Regions from separate parts of the Homo sapiens genome. Here all the other regions are linked to region 3. Evidence: chromatin loops called from intact Hi-C (ENCODE). Cell type or tissue: MCF 10A. All regions are shown on one strand.

Region 1 (2,500 bases), 220 kb after region 3:
ATATTTACAAAAGCTAATTATAGGGTGGGTCAACTTCCTTTATCATTCAGAGACATTTGGTAAAGCTCTACTCTTCAATTTTTTTTTAAGTCGCTTAGAGGGCAATTTAGGGCTGTATACAGTATGATTAAATCTAGAAAGAAATAGTTAATTTGGAATTTTGGCCATCAACATTGATTTTCTCAAAACCAATCAAGTATAACATGGAAGCTGTATAAGTCAGCAATTAAAATCAGTGTTTCACTAACAAAATGAAATCAGTTATCTGCTGGTCTGGTGGTTAGAGGTCATAGACATAGAGATACACAGTCTGAGACCTTCAGCATTAAACCTCTCTCAGTTTTCACCACCACTGCCTCTACTACTGCGTCAGCAAGAAAAGGACTGCAGCAACTGTGTAGTACTTAAACTGTAAAGGTTACTTGGCTAATAAAGAGATGAATGCCGCCAAGACAGAGCACAGTCATACATCCCTGTAGTGCATGTAACTTATTTACCTTTCATATAATTGTTATGCTTATAAACAGAAGCTTAAAAAGGATAAACAGTCAGAAGAGAAAAAAAGCATTAGGTAGTCAAAACAATGATGCAACCACTCAGCATTGCGCTTTCTCCCCAAGCTTCCCTTGGCAATCTTTTTCTCAGGCTAAGAGTAAAGGTCTGATTCCTTTTGTTCATTTCAGCCACCGCCCTTTAGCAATCTGAGTCTGAGCAAGACTGCCACGCCCAATCAAGGGACAAAGGCAGAAATAAGGGAAACTGGGCACAGAGACAGCTTGACTTCATTTATACCTGTGCAATATGTTGGGCTCTGTGACATGAAGGTGCAAATCAGTTGCTATCTCTATAAACAAACAATTAAAACAAGAGGCTTAAAATTTATATCTATGTTCTGAAACGCTATCTGGTAAAAGTATTCTTTTCCTAGAAAGAAAGAGATGTGGCCAAAGTGGTCTCTGATTTTCAGAAGAAGGGTGAATGCTGCCCCCTTTTGACTGAGCACAATATATACCGTGTATCCATAAACCTGAAACATAAAGCAATGCACAGTGAGAATAAAGATCCTATGTCTGTAATGAGAAATCTGATTAAATATTGGAAGCTAGAAAGTATAAAGGGGCTCAAAGTTTATCTAGTACAAGTCTCGAGGGGCCTTTTCTAGCTTCTTGGAAGATTGGTCATCCTTCATCCAGGCTTCTATATCATTTTAGTTGTGTCTCTTTTGTAGATTCTCAATTCTGTCTGGAGTGATCATATGAGTTTACTGCACTGTTTCTCCCACCAGTGATAGACTCCTTGAAAGACCGAGCTACATCTTTTTATTTTGCCTGTGTAACTCTCACAGTGCCTACAAACACTTGTGCATAGTGGGTTCTCATAAATAAATGTTTATTAAATACAAATACCTAGATGAGGTCATCATAGTCTGTAGTTGTGAGTAGTTCTCTCTTTAAAAAGCTAATGAGTCTATCTGGGATTTAAAGTTGACATTCACACAAATGGTGCCATACTTTAACCCAAGAACTGCAAACTTTTATGCACACATCCCTGGCTTATTTATAAATTATATGCATCTATTACTGAACTGTTATAGAAGTTAAAACATAAAAATTAAACAAGAGGAAAAAAACTTTGTCACACTATGTAAAGACATAACATTGAGTGAAATAAACTAGGCACAAAAGAGAACATACTGTATGATTCCATTGACATAACACTCAAAAACAAGCAAAACTAATGCATAGGCATACCTCAGAAATATTGTGGGTTTAATTCCAGACCACCATAATAAATAAAATATTGCAATAAGATGAATATCACAATAAAGCAATCACATGAATTTTTTTGTTTCCCAGTGCATATAAAAGTCATGTTTACACTGCCGGGCATGGTGGCTCACTCCCGTATTACCAGAATTTTGGGAGGCCAAGGTGAGCAGATTGCTTGAGCCCAGGAATTCAAGACCAGACTGAGCAATATAACAAAACCCTGTCTCTACAAAAAATACAAAAATTAGCCGGGCATGGTGGTGTGCACTTGTGGTCCTGGCTACGCTGGAGGCTAAGGTGGGAGGATGGCATGAGCCTAGGAGGCAAAGGTTGCTGTGAGCAAAGATCATGCCACCACACTCCAGGCTGGGTAGCAGAGTGAGACCCCATCTCAAAAAAAAAAAAAAAAAACAGTTTAGTTTACACTATACTACAGCCCATTAAGTGTGTAATGGAATTACATCTAAAAACCTTAACTAAAAAATGCTAGTAATCATCTGAGTTGTAATCCTTTTGCTGGTGGGGGATCTTGTCCTGATGCTAATGGCTGCTGACTGATCAGGGTGGTGGTTGTTGAGGGTTGGGGTGGCTGTGGTAATTTCTTAAAATAAGACAACAGTGATGGGAGTGTAAATTAGTTCAAACATTGTAGAAGACAGTGTGGTGATTCCTCAAGGATCTAGAACTAGAAATACCATTTGACCCAGTGATCCCATTACTGGGTATACCCA
Region 2 (2,500 bases), 200 kb after region 3:
CTGAGTACAGGGTAACAACAATTTTTGTCCTTTTGTTCCTTGTGTTATGGCTGACACAAGACATAGATAAATTAGTACTTCTCAGAGTGATAAGACACGTTAGGGTCATTTTGGAGAGAATACAACCATGTCAGTTCACTGTACCTCTTTCATTGCTATTAAACACTAAGCCTTTGGAAGCAGAAGGGTTTAGTTTTGTTTTGTTTACTGTTTTGATGTACACTCCTTTCTGATTTAATTGCCCTAGCCTAATCATTCTAATAAGATGTTCCAATGGATAAGAGACTTGTGAAACCAGTAACTTCACTAACACCACAATTGTTATTGTATCCAGTCTTATTACCATTTTCCCTTAAAGTCAACTGATACATAATCAACTCCATAAAATACATGAGAATCTATATATTAACGCTCATTCTTACAAACGTACAGTCTTTTTGTATTATTCACCCAAGGAGCAATTATTGAGCATTTATCATGCACCCCTTCTCTCGTACCAAGCAATATACTCTGCTAGAATACAGAAATGCTGTATATATTTGGTAATACCAAAGCAGTCTCATCAGACCTCTCTCAGGATCTTTTGTTCAGCTCCTTTTCAATTCAGTTGCATCTGAACAGTTCACTAGATGATACCTGAAGAGAAAATAAAAACATAAAATTTATTTGTTTGAATTGTTCTCATAGTTGGGTTTATGTAACATAAAAAGTAATGATCCTAAATAATGTGTATTTTAATACACTATGATGTTGAAAGGCTCGATTCTATGCTGAGACACATAGGACTAGAATATAAAGTGTTTCCGGTAGAAAAATGAAGAGAGAGACAGAACATTGTTTTGCTGCTTTTAAATAAGCCACGCAAATAGCTCAGTCTAAAGGCTGTGTGTGTGTCAGTGTGAGATAATCCTGCCCTCTCCCTTCCTCTCTCCCACTTCTCCAGGGAAATGAGTCACACCTGCTCACTGCCCTTGATATGATGTTTGATATTCTGAATTCCCATCAGCCCTGCACAGCTAGGATGATGTCAGCACAGTTGACATTGTTAGATCCGTGCTCTGCGTACATCAACTCCCTGTCGCTCAGGCGTCAGCTGAATGTGGTGAAGGGGAGGAGGCATCATCATCTTAGCAACCAAGCCCACGTATCCAGGATCCAGAAATGGCATCTGGCACTTTGCTTTGGGGATTTCCAGCACTTCCCAGAATTTCAGCCAGATTAGAACACTTGCTCTGAATTAAAAAGAAATTACTCATCCTCTTCCCATCAGGATGTGTGTGCTTTTACAAAATTTTATATCAAAATGTTTGTCACCAAAGTATGTTTTACTGAAGTCCTCATCCCATTTTTCCTCAATTCCTCTGGGATATCCTTTATTGACTTTTAGAAATAATCTTGCTTCTATTTAAAAACAGAAAAGGTTAAATGAGACCCTTTTGTCATCCTTCCACCTCAAGTCAAAAATATATATAATGTGAACAATCAAGTTGTATGGAAAGTAGATAATTATGCTGATAATAATAATCTTCTAAGATGACTCCAGATAAAGTATGGCAGTATTTCTAGGTCTTGTTTTCAAATTATACCCATTTAACAAAAAATACAATAACACAATGAACTCAGACAGTTGCAATTCACATAGACATTTAATCATCTATTGATTATCTGGGAAAAAGGAAAGAGGGAGAACTTAGGGAAAAAACCTAAAAGGGTATTTGAAAGTGTTAGAGTAGAAGAACTATGGTAGTACCATGCCACCATGCCACAGCTGTCAGAAACCCCAACAATGGAGACTTAATGTCTACTTTTCCAGAGCAGTTTCTCCAAGTTATTGTGGGTATCTTGGCTGCTTCATATAAATGGTCCCAGTTGCTTTACAGCTATCTTATTGCTCCACTTACTTATTCCCAGAAACATTTCTGAGTACAATTCCTGTCTCCATAACACACGGAGTGAGGTGGGAGATTTAGGTATGTGCTGTGGTCAGAATATGTCCTCCAAAATTCTTGTGTTGGAAGTTTAATTTCCAATGCAACAGTGTTGGGAAGTTGGCCTTTTGGGAGGTGTTTAGGTGGTGAGGGCTTCTCCATCATGAATAGATTAAAGCCCTTATAAAAGAGACTTCAGAAGGTGTTCAGCTAACTTGCTTTCTTGCCCTTTTGCTTTCTGCCATGGGAGGACACAGCAAGAAGACCCTCACCAGACACTAAATTTTGGTGCCTTGATCTTGAACTTATCAGGCTCCAGACCTGTGAGAAAATAATTTTCTGTTCTACATAAATTACACAGTCTCAGGTATTCTGTTATAACAGCACAAAACAGACTAACACAGTAAGTAACCAGACAATGACAGTACTGGGTAATAAGTACTTCCATAAGAAATAAACCTAGGGTGCTGAGAGCAGGGAGAACCAGAGCCCAACTCAGCCTGGAGTTCAGACATGAGAAGTTCTCAGGGATGGCTTCCTTGAGGGAGTCTTCATAATTCTTCTCTCAATTA
Region 3 (2,500 bases):
GAGCATCCAATCCAGTATAGGCCAATCCTTGCATCCCTTGGATTCACGTGATTCACACGGTAAATTTATTCCATCTGGGAAGAACTCCTTCAAGTTTCTGGTTGGTCTCTTTTTCTGGGAAACTTTACAAAAGAAAGATGAGTAGCATGAACTATATATATAGCTTTTGCCAATATAGCTGGTTTTACAGCTGAAACTGAAACTCATTTTCTCCCTCCTCTGCAACCTATTCCAGATTGTTTTGACCCTAATTTAGCACCTCTGATGATCTAGATGGCTTACCTGGTGGGGTTACCCAGACAGTCATCCCTGAGTGCCTAGGCTTCTGGTAACCACACCATACTGTGGCTGCTGTACTTGTCCATTTCTTGAAAAAATCAGGAAAGTATCAAGACATGATCCAGTAGATAACCTGACAACCAAACTTATGCTTTCCAGACCCCACTGAGTACCCCTAGGAGGCCATTAGGAGGATGGCCTCCTAATGGCCGGAATCAATTACCTCTACCAACATTGTTTTCTTTTATTGCTTACTGGACTCTTGACATGAAGAAACTTAAATGACCCTACAGTAGCCATAGTTTAAAGTTTAATGGGACTCTTACTGGGCCCCCTGGTAAAACAATTTCCACTTTAGAATCCAGAACCTAGTTTAGAATCCACAGAACCAAAACATGCATTATTGAGGAAACATTTCTCAACTGAGTCATTCACTGGTAGTGATGATAAGTAGAGCCATCCTGGACCCACTGGAGAATAGAACTGTAAAAGGGTCTTTGATTTAGGGTATATATTACATCCTGAAAGATAATGCCTCATCTGTGCAAGGTATCATCTGCAAGCCAGTATCTAAGCTGCTCCTTCAAAAGTCAATTCCATTATCTTTCAGACCTGCAACTTCAGAGTGGTGCAGAATGTAACAGAACCAATAGATACATGGTTATGTGTACACTCCTACAACATTGTTGTTTGGTCTGAGGCTATGTTACACCATATATGGTGTGGGTAGATATTCCGTTCTTCTGATGGTGCTAGCTGAGGCCTTGTGGTAGGAAAAGGAAACTCATACCACAATATGTGACTTTTCCAGTCGAGATGAATCACTACCTTTTCCAGGATAGAAAGGTTCCAGTGTAATCAACTTGCCACTGAGCGGCTGGTTGGTTTCCCTGAGGGATTTTGCTGTACCAGAGACTCAGTAATGATCTCTTTTGCTAGCAATTTGGGGAATCAGCAGCTAGATGGAGTTGGAGAACAATACCTAAATCAGCCTTGGTTAGTGAGGACAAATGCCACTGAGCCCATCCCTCAGCAATGATCAGTTTCTTCATGCATCCATCAGGCCAGCATTGGGCAATGAAATGCTGATGACATCAACTGGCTGAGTCATGCTGTCTACACGGCTGTTTAATGCCTCATTCTTGGTGAATGTTTCCTTGCGGGCAGTGCCATGAGATGCAAAGATATTCAAACTTCCAATCTACAGCCACAGGCAGAGGCACATGCCTCTTTCCCAGATCTTTTTTTCTATGATCTTTCTATCGCTCTTCTTCCAAGCCCCCATCCAATCAGCCAAACGAGAGGTTACTTCCTGTAAGTTCCTATTTATTCTTACCTCCAGCCATAAAAATGGCTGTGACCATCTGATCCTCTAAACATTGAGAGTGTTACTCCTCATTGCTGTCTCTCAGGGACACCATCAGAAGGTTTACAGAAATATTATGGAATATCTACTCACACCAAAGGTGGAACTGTAGAGTAGCAACAGTGCTTTCTCAGCTTGGACCCCCATAGAGAGCCAACCCATTCATGACCCAGGTGTAACTTTTTCTTCCTTTGTCAGTCAGTCAAAAGGGATGCCTACGTGGCTATAGGGAAAGGCAACAGTATAACGGTGAGCTTAGGGAAAGGTGACAGTATAACAGGGGTGAGCTTAGGGAAAGGTGACAGTATAACAGGGGTGAGCTTAGGGAAAGGTGATAGCATAACAATGGTAGGTTATTTGGAGGTCCGTGCCCTCTGAAACTTAACTTCTGCCTTTTGTCTCTGCCAATTCCCAATTCCAGATATATCACTTCGATCTTACAGTGGATTGCTATTGGTTTAGCTCAACCTTATGATTTGATGGAGGTTGGAAATACCTAAGTTAGGATGGGCAGTTCTGGCTGCATGGTCAGTTGAGCTCTCATATTTTCCATCTACCAAGTTCCGGTGGCAAATCACGTAGCAGAGCTCTTTTTTGCTTGAAGTCTCAAATGAAGTTGGTAATCTTTTGTGTCACTTGGCGAATGAGTTGAAACAGTATTTCCAAGTATGAAATATGCTGTCCCTAGAACCCAAAGAAGCCTTTAAAAAGCTGTGCTTCTTTCTTAGGGGTGCACAATATGAGAGGCATTAGACTGTCCTTTTCTTTCAAAAAGCTGTTCTGGCATGTCCCAAATGGCTATATTCCTAAAAACGGATATGTCAGGTCCTTGAATCTTCATTAGATGCATCTTCT

What was found. Hi-C counts contacts between places; a loop is a spot of excess contacts. Peaks named below come from ENCODE experiments on the same cell type or tissue, not always from the same donor. Only the 100,000 strongest peaks of a DNase experiment are listed, where the experiment ranks them.
Region 1: a loop joins it to region 3, with 15 times the contacts of the local background. A loop is called at or near these places in 14 of 110 quality-filtered maps.
Region 2: it touches region 3 in a loop (4-fold over the local background); 3 of 110 quality-filtered maps call a loop at or near these places.

The regions. Positions count from the first base shown.
Region 1 is chr3:115,216,241-115,218,740 of GRCh38, reverse strand. No RefSeq gene overlaps it. Among named protein-coding and RNA genes, the nearest start is that of ZBTB20, 70 kb to the right of the region's middle. RefSeq lists an enhancer at 1-1,258. In MCF 10A, a CTCF peak has its summit at 996 (motif pointing left); DNase peaks (open chromatin) are centred at 690 and 970.
Region 2 is chr3:115,238,441-115,240,940 of GRCh38, reverse strand. No RefSeq gene overlaps it. Among named protein-coding and RNA genes, the nearest start is that of ZBTB20, 92 kb to the right of the region's middle. RefSeq lists an enhancer at 454-1,653. In MCF 10A, no CTCF peak of the experiment used is centred here; a DNase peak (open chromatin) is centred at 970.
Region 3 is chr3:115,435,741-115,438,240 of GRCh38, reverse strand. LOC105374051 (a long non-coding RNA gene) reads right to left here and starts at 627. Exons shown (of 3, transcript XR_924352.3): 1 at 503-627; 2 at 283-367; 3 at 1-122. In MCF 10A, a CTCF peak has its summit at 1,232; a DNase peak (open chromatin) is centred at 1,360.